Regions from separate parts of the Homo sapiens genome. Here region 1 is linked to region 2. The links are chromatin contacts, found by Hi-C or POLR2A ChIA-PET in ENCODE. All regions are on one chromosome and are shown on one strand. The core of a region is the stretch at or near the end of the contact, and the rest is flanking DNA. Distances in the headings are between cores, read along the strand shown.

Evidence for each region. A loop is a pair of places that touch in the nucleus more often than their neighbours do. ChIA-PET counts read pairs that join two places held with the same protein, here RNA polymerase II (POLR2A). Pooled maps may share reads with other maps.
Region 1: a map of PC-9 shows a loop between it and region 2 (16-fold over the local background). The contact joins two enhancer-like sites. A Hi-C loop is called at or near these places in 5 of 168 maps with a recorded cell type or tissue (Caco-2, IMR-90, MCF 10A and 2 more), 1 of 37 single-sample maps with no recorded cell type and 7 of 50 pooled maps. POLR2A ChIA-PET finds 5 or more read pairs at or near these places in 1 of 52 experiments (Panc1).

The regions. Positions count from the first base shown.
Region 1 is chr6:12,146,921-12,151,940 of GRCh38, forward strand. The region is part of intron 7 of HIVEP1 (HIVEP zinc finger 1); the gene reads left to right. Among named protein-coding and RNA genes, the nearest start is that of HIVEP1, 140 kb to the left of the region's middle. Within about 2 kb of position 1,710, at least 3 of the 41 ENCODE cell types and tissues checked have a DNase peak (open chromatin) inside an H3K27ac peak, as active enhancers do.
Region 2 is chr6:11,584,838-11,589,579 of GRCh38, forward strand. No RefSeq gene overlaps it. Among named protein-coding and RNA genes, the nearest start is that of TMEM170B, 49 kb to the left of the region's middle. Within about 2 kb of position 1,879, at least 2 of the 41 ENCODE cell types and tissues checked have a DNase peak (open chromatin) inside an H3K27ac peak, as active enhancers do.

The sequences.
Region 1 (5,020 bases), core at 460-2,959, 560 kb after region 2:
GTGATGGCCAAAGTGGTCCCAGAAGGAAGGGAAGGAATTTATTTATCCCTACACTGCTGCATTTGGAAGGCTGTTGGTGAGGAGGGAAAGGAAGGGCAAACATTCTAGACCAAGGAGTTGCTTGACCGAAGACACACAGGTTGGGGAAGAGGAATAGGGTATAAGAGTGTGAATGGGACAGAAAAACAAGAGAGTTCCACAGGGCCCAAGGCTGGGAAGCAGGCTGGGGGACAGGTAATAGATGCTGTGCAGGGGAGTTTCAGCATGAGAACTGCCATTTCAGGTTTAAACTCTATTCACTGGGCTTGGATACAATGAACACCCCTGTCATGTCAGTTTATACCCATTTCTTCATGTTCTGACACTTGAAAACTATTATTTTTTAGATAGGATTCTTGAGTATTTTAATTTTTCTAAATAGTGACACATACAGTGTTTCTTTGATTACAAAAGTCTGAACCGAAGTTGTTTAAAGCTATTGCCCCTTTAGGACCACATATATCTGACTTTTATCCTGGGTTATGTTCTCAAATGTTCTGGAGACAAAAGATTATAGGGCTTTTAATCTGTGACCCTTGAATTTTCATTGTTGAGGTTTGTTGTTTGTTTGTTTGTTTTTTGCTGTTGCTGCTGTTTTATTTTGTAGTGGGAATTTAGACAGTAATGACAGAAAGAAGCATGTTTCATTAAGTGGATGATCCCATTCAGCAACAATAATACTAATACTCCCACAGAGCCAAAGCCTTTTTTCTGGGTGGATGAGTGTTTTATAAAAGAAGTACCTCAGGACTTCAGCCTCTCTCATTCTCCACCAGATGGAGTTTAACAGTTTGGATGGAAAGTCTGAAATGATTTTCCCTTGTGATATCCCGTTTTTTATGTCTATGTATAAATGTATAATGACTAATTTGGAAATAGCGCTATCAATTTATTAAACTAGGAAGCATTATTTCCCCTGGAATTAGTTTCTGCTCTGGCCCAGGATCACTGTGGTGTAGAACTTTCACCACAGAATAGCCTCTGGTAAAAGATGAGGCCTGTACTTGTCCTACTTTAACGCTTCTGTATATGTTTTAAAACCTTGCCCCAATCAACTCTATAAGAATGTTATAAAGAGAGCAGTGTGTTATGAAGTGTTTCATTTTACTAACAATTTTATTTTCCAAAGAAAAATGCAAATGATTACTATATTAGACATACAGTAGGAGTAGAAGAAGTGGCTGACTTAAAACATGATGAAGGAGAATAAAATGTTTCTGGTGCTACAGTTTCAAGTTTTGAAGTGGACAGCCCAGCAGAACAAAGCTAGGGAGACCTGGGGGCTGGTCACTGTCGAGTGAGCTCATGTGCCTGGTTCCCCCCTGCATCCTCTTCACACCCCGATGCGTCTCCACCTCCCTCATCATAGGGGATACCTGCCCCTCTTGGGGAGCAGGCTCTTGGCAGCAGCTCTTTTGAGAAGTGAGCCACTATGTAAAGCCTCTGCCATTCTTGAGAGTCCTGCCTGACAGTGTATTCTCCATTTTCTTAGCCCAGTCAGTGAGGATAAGTGAAAACATTGTATCGTGTAAAGTGGGATATTTTAACACACAAACTTGCTGTCTTTTCCTTTTAATGGTGAACAACCTTTTGTGGTATCATGGGGTCTTGATATCATCTCTCATCTTCTTAATCTAACATAATTCGAATATTAGTCATGTTACACAAACAGACTGCTAGAAACCACACCGGGATTTCATTTGCTGTGTGTCAACAGTAGAAATTCAGGACAATCCTCTGGTTTTGCCAGCAGTAAGTTTCCACAACAGTTATCAAAGTCAGCCTCTTTTATTCCAAACAGTGATTTTGGTGGCTTTTCAGACACCTTTCATTATGTCTTCACACCTGCAGTTATCGAAGGATGTCTGGTCTAGCTATATGAAAACTGAAAATCCAAAATAACCCAGGAAACTCTTTTATTTCCTGGGTTCTCCCAAACACAGTCGAAGTATGTCGTTTCATCATGCTAACAGATTATAGATGACTATTAGATAATATAGTGCTGAAAGAAAAATGTCCCACATCAGGAGCCACGTGTCTTTTCAGGAACCAGTACTATGAAACATCAAGTCTTGATCAGTATGAAAATTGTCTTCTCTGTTTTGGTAGGTACACTTCCTGTTTCCTAACAACAGGGTGGTAGTGACATCAGTAGTGGGGTCCTGCCGCATGTGAAGAGGGAATATTAGACTCAGCATGCTTTTCTGAAAGTGATGTATACTTGATACTAATAGGATATTTAAGAACATGCCTTATATGTTTGAGTCTTGATGATCTCTGACATGGAAAATGGGGTAAACCTTTTTTTAAAAAGGACAAAATTTGGGAGACCTGATTGTAAATCTAAAAAGTCACAACCCCTGCCAGAGTTTGCAGAACAGTAGCCAGAAACCTAAGGATTGTGTTTTTAGGTTTATAGGACACATTTGGGGGCTTAGTCATTTAACTGATCTTTTCTGTAGCATAAACATAATCATCACCAGGAAACGTCTCTGAGCTTTCATTCATTAAACAAAATGTACTAAACACTTAAGAGGCAGTCAGTGTTACTACAAAGCACCCCAGTATAGTACTTATTTTTTAAACATCATTACCACTTGGTAATATCTCCGTCAGCTCATAGCGTTCTGGAAAAAGCCCAGGTCTTATGCTGTGTTTGTGCTGAGTTGCTCCCTTACATGTGCATTGTTTTGTTTTTCACTAAAGGTTTTCTCCATATTTCTTTCTAATTAATGTCAGTGTTTTCCAAGCATTATCTTCAGTCTTTTCCTTTTAAGGATCCTAGACCTGTTCTCTACTCTGCCAACCACACCATACCCAGGTTATCATTCACCATCATATTGTGCCTGGTCCCTGGTTGATAAAGAGTGTTCATTAAAGGGTGATGTGAAAATGATGTGATGAAAGGCCACAGACCCCTTCTGAATTCTTTACCACCCTTAGCAACAGCAGGCTGCGCGGTACCTGTCTTATCTTTTAGCAGATGGAATTCATGTTCTAATTCTCAATGGAATAAATTAGGGGATGTTGGGAAACGTTTGCGTTTAATGAAGCAGGAGGAATTATACATTTTTATAAGCCAGCCATTAAAATGTGGACATTCGGCATTTAAAAGAAGTTTCTATTTAGTTTAAAACTAGCAACTTGAGCTGCAATGATAAGAAATGCTCATGGGAAGCCTAATCCCTCTGCTCCACTGCACATTCCCTTGTTTTCTTGCCATAAAACATGATATAGCCTCGGGAATTTTGTTCTCCTGTTCTTGGGGTATTAGTGACTACATTTTAGTTTTCACCTTTTGTGTCAAAATTCAAGCCGCCAGCAATTTGCTTTTCATCCTTTGATCCGAAGAATGTTTTCGTCAACAAATGCTGGACTTCAGTGCACGGAATGTTAATGTGTACCCTCAGCCGCCAGCTAGGAGAACCGTTTAATATGACGAAGTGCAGTGAGAAGCATTATTCTTGTTGGAGTTTAAGTACTTACAGTAAAGATGATGTTTGATCACAGGTTTTAAAACCTATATCACATTTACTCTTAAAAATAATTTAGGTGCATTTTTAAAAATTACTAGCAAAGCTTTTTTTCCAAATGAAACCTGTAGAATATATTATCATCGGGATTTTTATAGAACACATTATTACTCTTTTTAAGAAACACTTCCATGTGTAGAATATGAAACCATAATAGGCTTTAGGATTTATACTTAAAGCAGTGCTAATATTATTTTGAATGACACGCACGTGACACAGTATTTTGGTTTACTTCCTAAAGTTAAACATTAAACTCTGCCCCATTATGTTTTTAATGATGATTTTATCTTTAAAATATATATATATAATTGTATTCACATTCTTTAAAAAAATTTTTTCCCTAGGTTGCCATTGTTTATCTGGCTTTCAGAGCAATATTTCTAAACATATGTGAAAAACAAAAACAGGCAAACTTCAACAACAAAAGAAGGTTGCTACTGAGTGTACGTGGGCCAGGTTGCTACCCTCGGGAGCCCCTTCTCTCAGGGAGCCCCTCCTGCTGCTTTTGCGACTCCGACTCTTCCAGCAGGTGTCACTGTCTGGCAGCAGTGGGCGAGCAGGTTGCGGTTCACCTGACTCATCTTCAAATAATAACTTTTAAAATTTATCTTTAGGGAAGTTGTTTGACGTAAATGTATCAAAACTTTGACAAAAATGTTGCTACATCATATGCCTGATTTTTCCCTCATGAATTGAAATTCACAGAAAATAAAGGAATTAATCTTGTGCTGATATAAAATTTTATTGAGTATTAGAAACATTTGTTTATAATGAGAGGGGAATGTGGCTGGGAGGACATAATTAAATGAAACTTTTAGGACCATTTATTTATGAATTTGCTAAGCAAATATAGATTCCTTAGGTCTGTTCTAGAGTCTCTGATGGCTGCAAAGGGGTAAGCCACAGTGCTTACCCTCCTGAAGTATTAGTGTGTATTATACACACCAAGAAAGGAACAATTGTAATAGAAAAGGAGAAAGTCAGTGTATCTTATTGGCATAATGACAGGGCTCCTAAGTTCATAGAAACCTGTTTTTGAATCCTGGCTTTGATGCATTCTAATCATATACAGTACAAGCGTCTTAACTTCCTTGTGGACGATGGGTGTGGTATCAACTCTGTCATGGGTGGTAATTAGGTTTAAACCTGGAGGGTGATGTGGCATAGATGTTGGCAAACTTTTTAATGTCAAGGGCTGGATAGTAAATATTTTAGGCTTTGCAAGCCACCTATTCTCTGTCATGAATACTAAACTGTGACTGTAGCACAAAAGCAGCCACAGACAGTATATAAAGAAATGAGCCTGGCTGTGTTCCAATAAAACTTTATCCACAAGAACCAGTGGAGAGCCACATGCAGCTGGTGACCATAGTTTGCCAATCCCTGATATAACCATTACTCACCTGTAATCCCAACACTTTGGGAGGCCGAGGCGGGTGGATCACCTG
Region 2 (4,742 bases), core at 629-3,128:
TTCAGATTTAATGAGTGATTGATGAGATCTGACTCTGTTGCCCAGCCTGGAGTGCAGTGGTGTAATTAGCTCACTGCAGCCTTGACCTCCTGGGTTCAAGTGATCCTCCCTCTTCAGCCTCCCCAGTAGCTAGGAATACAGATGTGCACCACCATGCCTGGCTAGTAAATTTCAGATTTATCACCACCTACATTGGACAAAACTACAGGGAAAGGTAATTAGAAGAAAGACGCTTTAGTCTTAAACTGAGCCTTGTGTTTACCATTATGAATGAGTCCTAGTCAGGCTTGTGGAGAAACATTTCAGATTTACTGAATACATCCTTACACCATCTGTGTTTTGCAGTTGAACCTTTATTATTTTGTTTTTGAGAGTGGATCGCTCACTGTGTTGCCCAGGTTGGTCTCGAACTCCTGGGCCTAAGCAGTCCTTCTCCTTAGCCCCTTGAGTAGCCGGGATTACAGGTGTGTGCCACCATGCCTGGCTTCAAACCCTTATTAGCTCATAAAATACTACATCAAGCTTCTGGGTGCAGAGGGGAAAGTAAACAGGATCCATGGCACCCACTCTTTGAGGACTAAAAATTGGGTTTGCCTCTAGCTTCCAAATGGAAACTTAGGAATCTATCCTGTCTGCTCTTAATTTTCTATGATTCATTGTCACTAGGCATTCTTCTTTTGGACAATTTTATGAATATTTTTCAGGCTCAGAAAGTTCTGGGGACTGATTGGCAAAATGTAATTGCATCAGGTGGTTTTCTTGTAAAGCAAGAGTTCCGTCACTAGATGGTGCAGTGGTTCTATTTTATTTTTCTCCTTGCTTTTGCCTTGGACATTACCTATGAACTGAAATTAACTGATTGTTACTTTTGGATTCATTTCCATATGATACATTTAATGTTTTTTTTCCAAAAGAAATGCACACCAGAAAATTAAATATGAGAAAAATTAAGGTTTCTTCATGTCATCACTAGCCAATGTAACTTTCCAAAGAATTATTAAGATAGGTTGTTTGCAAATTAGAAACAACCTATCAGGATTGTTTGCAAATTAGAAAATCACTTTAGTTTATGATTTTTGTAAGTCATTAATCTAGACTTTGATTTATATATTTTTCTTAAATTCCAACTCAATGCATAATGGTTTTATCTAATTTATTTATTTTACCTAGTGTATTTTATTTATTATTTAGAGAGAGTCACACTGTGTTTGGTGCCCAGGCTGGTCTCCGACTCCTAGCCTCAAGCAATCCTCCTGCCTCAGCCTCTCAAATAGCTAGGATTACAGATGCAAGCCTTGATATCTTAGTATCTAATTTAGTAGTCTACGCTTTCTTAGTGACATTTAGTTATACAGTTGGTCAACTTGGGGTTACGCACACATAGTGCAATCTGCCTTGTGTCATGAGACTCGGTTTTAAATTCCTGCTCTACCACTTAGTAATTGAACTTGTCCAAGTCATTTAACTTCTGCAACAGTCAGTTCTCACATTAGTAAAATGGAATGACATCTCATGTTGCACGCAGTGAGTGCTTAGAAAATAACCTTTGTCCCATTGCCCTCTTTCAATGTATTGTCTGCACATAGAGGGATGATGTCCTTCCAGCCTTTGCTAGAAGTTTTGGTAATAAGTTCAGGCACTTCTGTTTCAAAGACAGAGCCAGATTCTGTCCTGACAGAGAACAGTGCATTTTTAGGGAGGATTTGTTTTAGATTTAAACTGTCCCGTTGAACCCCGCACTGCTTTTGCAACAAAGCCTGCTGAGGGAAATTTTAGAAACATACCTCAGTGGGAAAGAGCCTAGTTAGAAAGCAGGATGAATAAACTTGCTCAGCTAGCAAATTCCTCGCATTCTCTAAACCAAATATGTACAAGATGAGGAAGCCAAGGCGGCCAGCATAAATGAATCCTGAAAGATGGCCGGGACTTGCCCATCAGCTGTGCACATAGTCACCAACCACTGCAGATCCTGTTGCTAATGAGCTGCTCTGCTTTGTTTACTATGCTACAGAGACAAACTATTTAGTTCAAACTCAGAGAGGGAGGGTTGGTCTTTTCAGCTCCAGAGTTCTGGTTGTAAAAGCGCGAGTTTTGTTTTCCCATAGTGTGGCCTACAGCAGCCATGGGGACACACGTGCCCCTGCACTCAGGGTCTTCAATCAGGACTGAACTTCAGACACCAGATGGCACATGCCTGTAATCTCAGCACTTTGGGAGACCGAGGCAGGCGGATCACTTGAGGTCAGGAGGTCGAGACCAGCTTGGCCAACATGGTGAGACACCCTCTCTATTAAAAATACAAAAAAATTAGCCGGGCATGTTGGCGGGCACATGTAATCCCAGCTACTTGGGAGGCTGAGGAAGGAGAATCGCTTGAACCCGGGAGATGGAAGTTGCAGTAAGCCGAGATGGTACCACTGCACTCCAGCCTGGGCAACAGAGTGAGACTCTGTTGCCAAAAAAGAAAAAAAAAAGAGGACCAAACAGATTTTCATAAAACTACACTTGGCTTACTTTTCGTGGGAATTGGTGTTGGTGGGTGACTCCAAAATGTGTTAAAAGAAGATGCTTGTGCTATCTTTGATGTGGAAAATAGGAGAAGGTACAGAGATGAGTGGGAGATGTAGGGTTGAGGAAACTACAATTTTGAGAGACTCATGACTTTTTTTTTTCTTTAAGTTCCGGGATACATGTGCAGAACGTGCATGTTTGTTACATAGGTATACGTGTGCCATGGTGGTTTGCTGCACCTATTTATTCATCCTCTAGATTCCCTTCCCTTGCCCCCCACCCACCAGCAGGTCCTGGTGTATGTCGTTCCCCTCCCTGTGTCCATGTGTTCTCATTATTCAACTCCCACTTATGAGTGAGAACATGTGGTGTTTGGGTTTCTGTTCCTGTGTTACTTTGCTGTGGGTGATGGCTTCCAGCTTCATCATGTCCCTGCAAAGGACATGATCTCATTCCTTTTTATGGCTGCATAGTATTCCATGGTGTATATGTACCACATTTTCTTTATCCAGTCTATCATTGATGGGCATTTGGGTTGGTTCCATGTCTTTGCTATTGTAAATAGTGCTGCAGTAAACATATGTGCATGTGTCTTTATAGTAGAATGATTTATATTTCTTTGGATATATACCCAGTATTGGGATTGCTGGGTCAAATGGTATTTCTGGTTCTAGATCCTTGAGGAATCACCACACTGTCTTCCACAATGGTGGAACTAATTTACATTCCCATCAATAGCGTAAAAGCATTTCTATTTCTTGAGACTCGTGACTTTTGAAAGCCCTGTGCATGTTACCTGAGAGGGGATGATATGAGACCTGGGTCTTCTCCCAGGTTCTGACCCTTTGTGCCCATGAGACCTCACATTAGACTTAATCTCTCTATGCCAATTTCTTCTTCAGTAAACCTGAAAACACATCAACTCTTTTTGCTTTCTCGTAAATGCAAGTTGAAACTTTTAACAGGACAGCATCAGTATAGACCTGTTATTCTCAGACTTTCCTAGGCCAGGACCAGTTTGGCTCCAAGCGTTTGACACTTAACATGTCCATGTAGTTCTGAGCCTTAGTCTACGTCCAGATTCATTTGAAACTTGTTTAACTTGGAGGATTTTTTGCAAGGTGAATGAGAAGGGAAGAAAATTTCAAATCTAAACTCTAACTTCTGTTTTTTTTCCCTTTTTTGCAATTCAACAAGGCAGAGGTATTATTCCAATTTTGCTGATCCAGAAACTGAGGCATACAGGTTACATGTCTTGGCCAACATCATACACAAACATATGTGTTCATATATGCACATGCAAGAATATATACACACACAGTGTCTTGATCTAAATTCAGCTTTTCACATAACTTCTGGCTTTTTTTTTTTTAAGACAGAGTTTCGCTCTTGTTGCCCAGGCTGGAATGCAATGGCGCGATCTTGGCTCACTGCAACCTCTGCCTCCCAGGTTCAAGTGATTCTCCTGCCTCAGCCTCCCAAGTAGCTGGGATTACAGGTGCCCACCACCATGCCTGGCCAATTTTTGTGTTTTTAGTAGAGATGGGGTTTCACCGTGTTGGCCAGGCTGGTCTCAAACTCCTGACCTCAGGTGATCCACCTGCCTCGGCCTCCCAAAGTGCTGGGATTACAGGCATGGGCCACTGTGCCTGGCCTGTTTTTCATTTTTTACAAGTGCCTGGAGGATATATGTAAAGCCTATATTACTGATAGGGTCATCATTGTAATAATGTTGGAATTCAACTTTTACTCTCAAACCATTTTCACATCTATAATGTCATTTTGTCCTCACAATCTGTTCTTATTTGAGGGAAAGGTAAAATGCTTTTAATAAATGAAGAAAGCCATTTACTTGGTTAAACAAAGGTCTCTTATGGGACCTGGACAGCTGTTTGAACAGATGTGCATGTGAAGAGCAGAACAGAGGTGGCCATAGCAGCCTAATTGCCTGGACTCAGGTAATCCCTAGAGGCCCAAAGGGATCCCCTTGGAAACTGGTCACTTCCTGGGTAACCCATGACTAGCTCATTTTCCTGCCACAAGGCTTTGGCTTATGACTTTTAAGAGACAGGACGTACAAAGGCCCAAATGTTCACTTGAGATCTTATTGAGGGGTTAAGTCCCGTTTGCTTCCATCAGGAATACCTTGTGAGGGAGCTCTTCAGTCATAAGAGTTACACACCCAGGTCACTCGAATGCTGATAGGATACAACTGCCACAATGCTTCATTA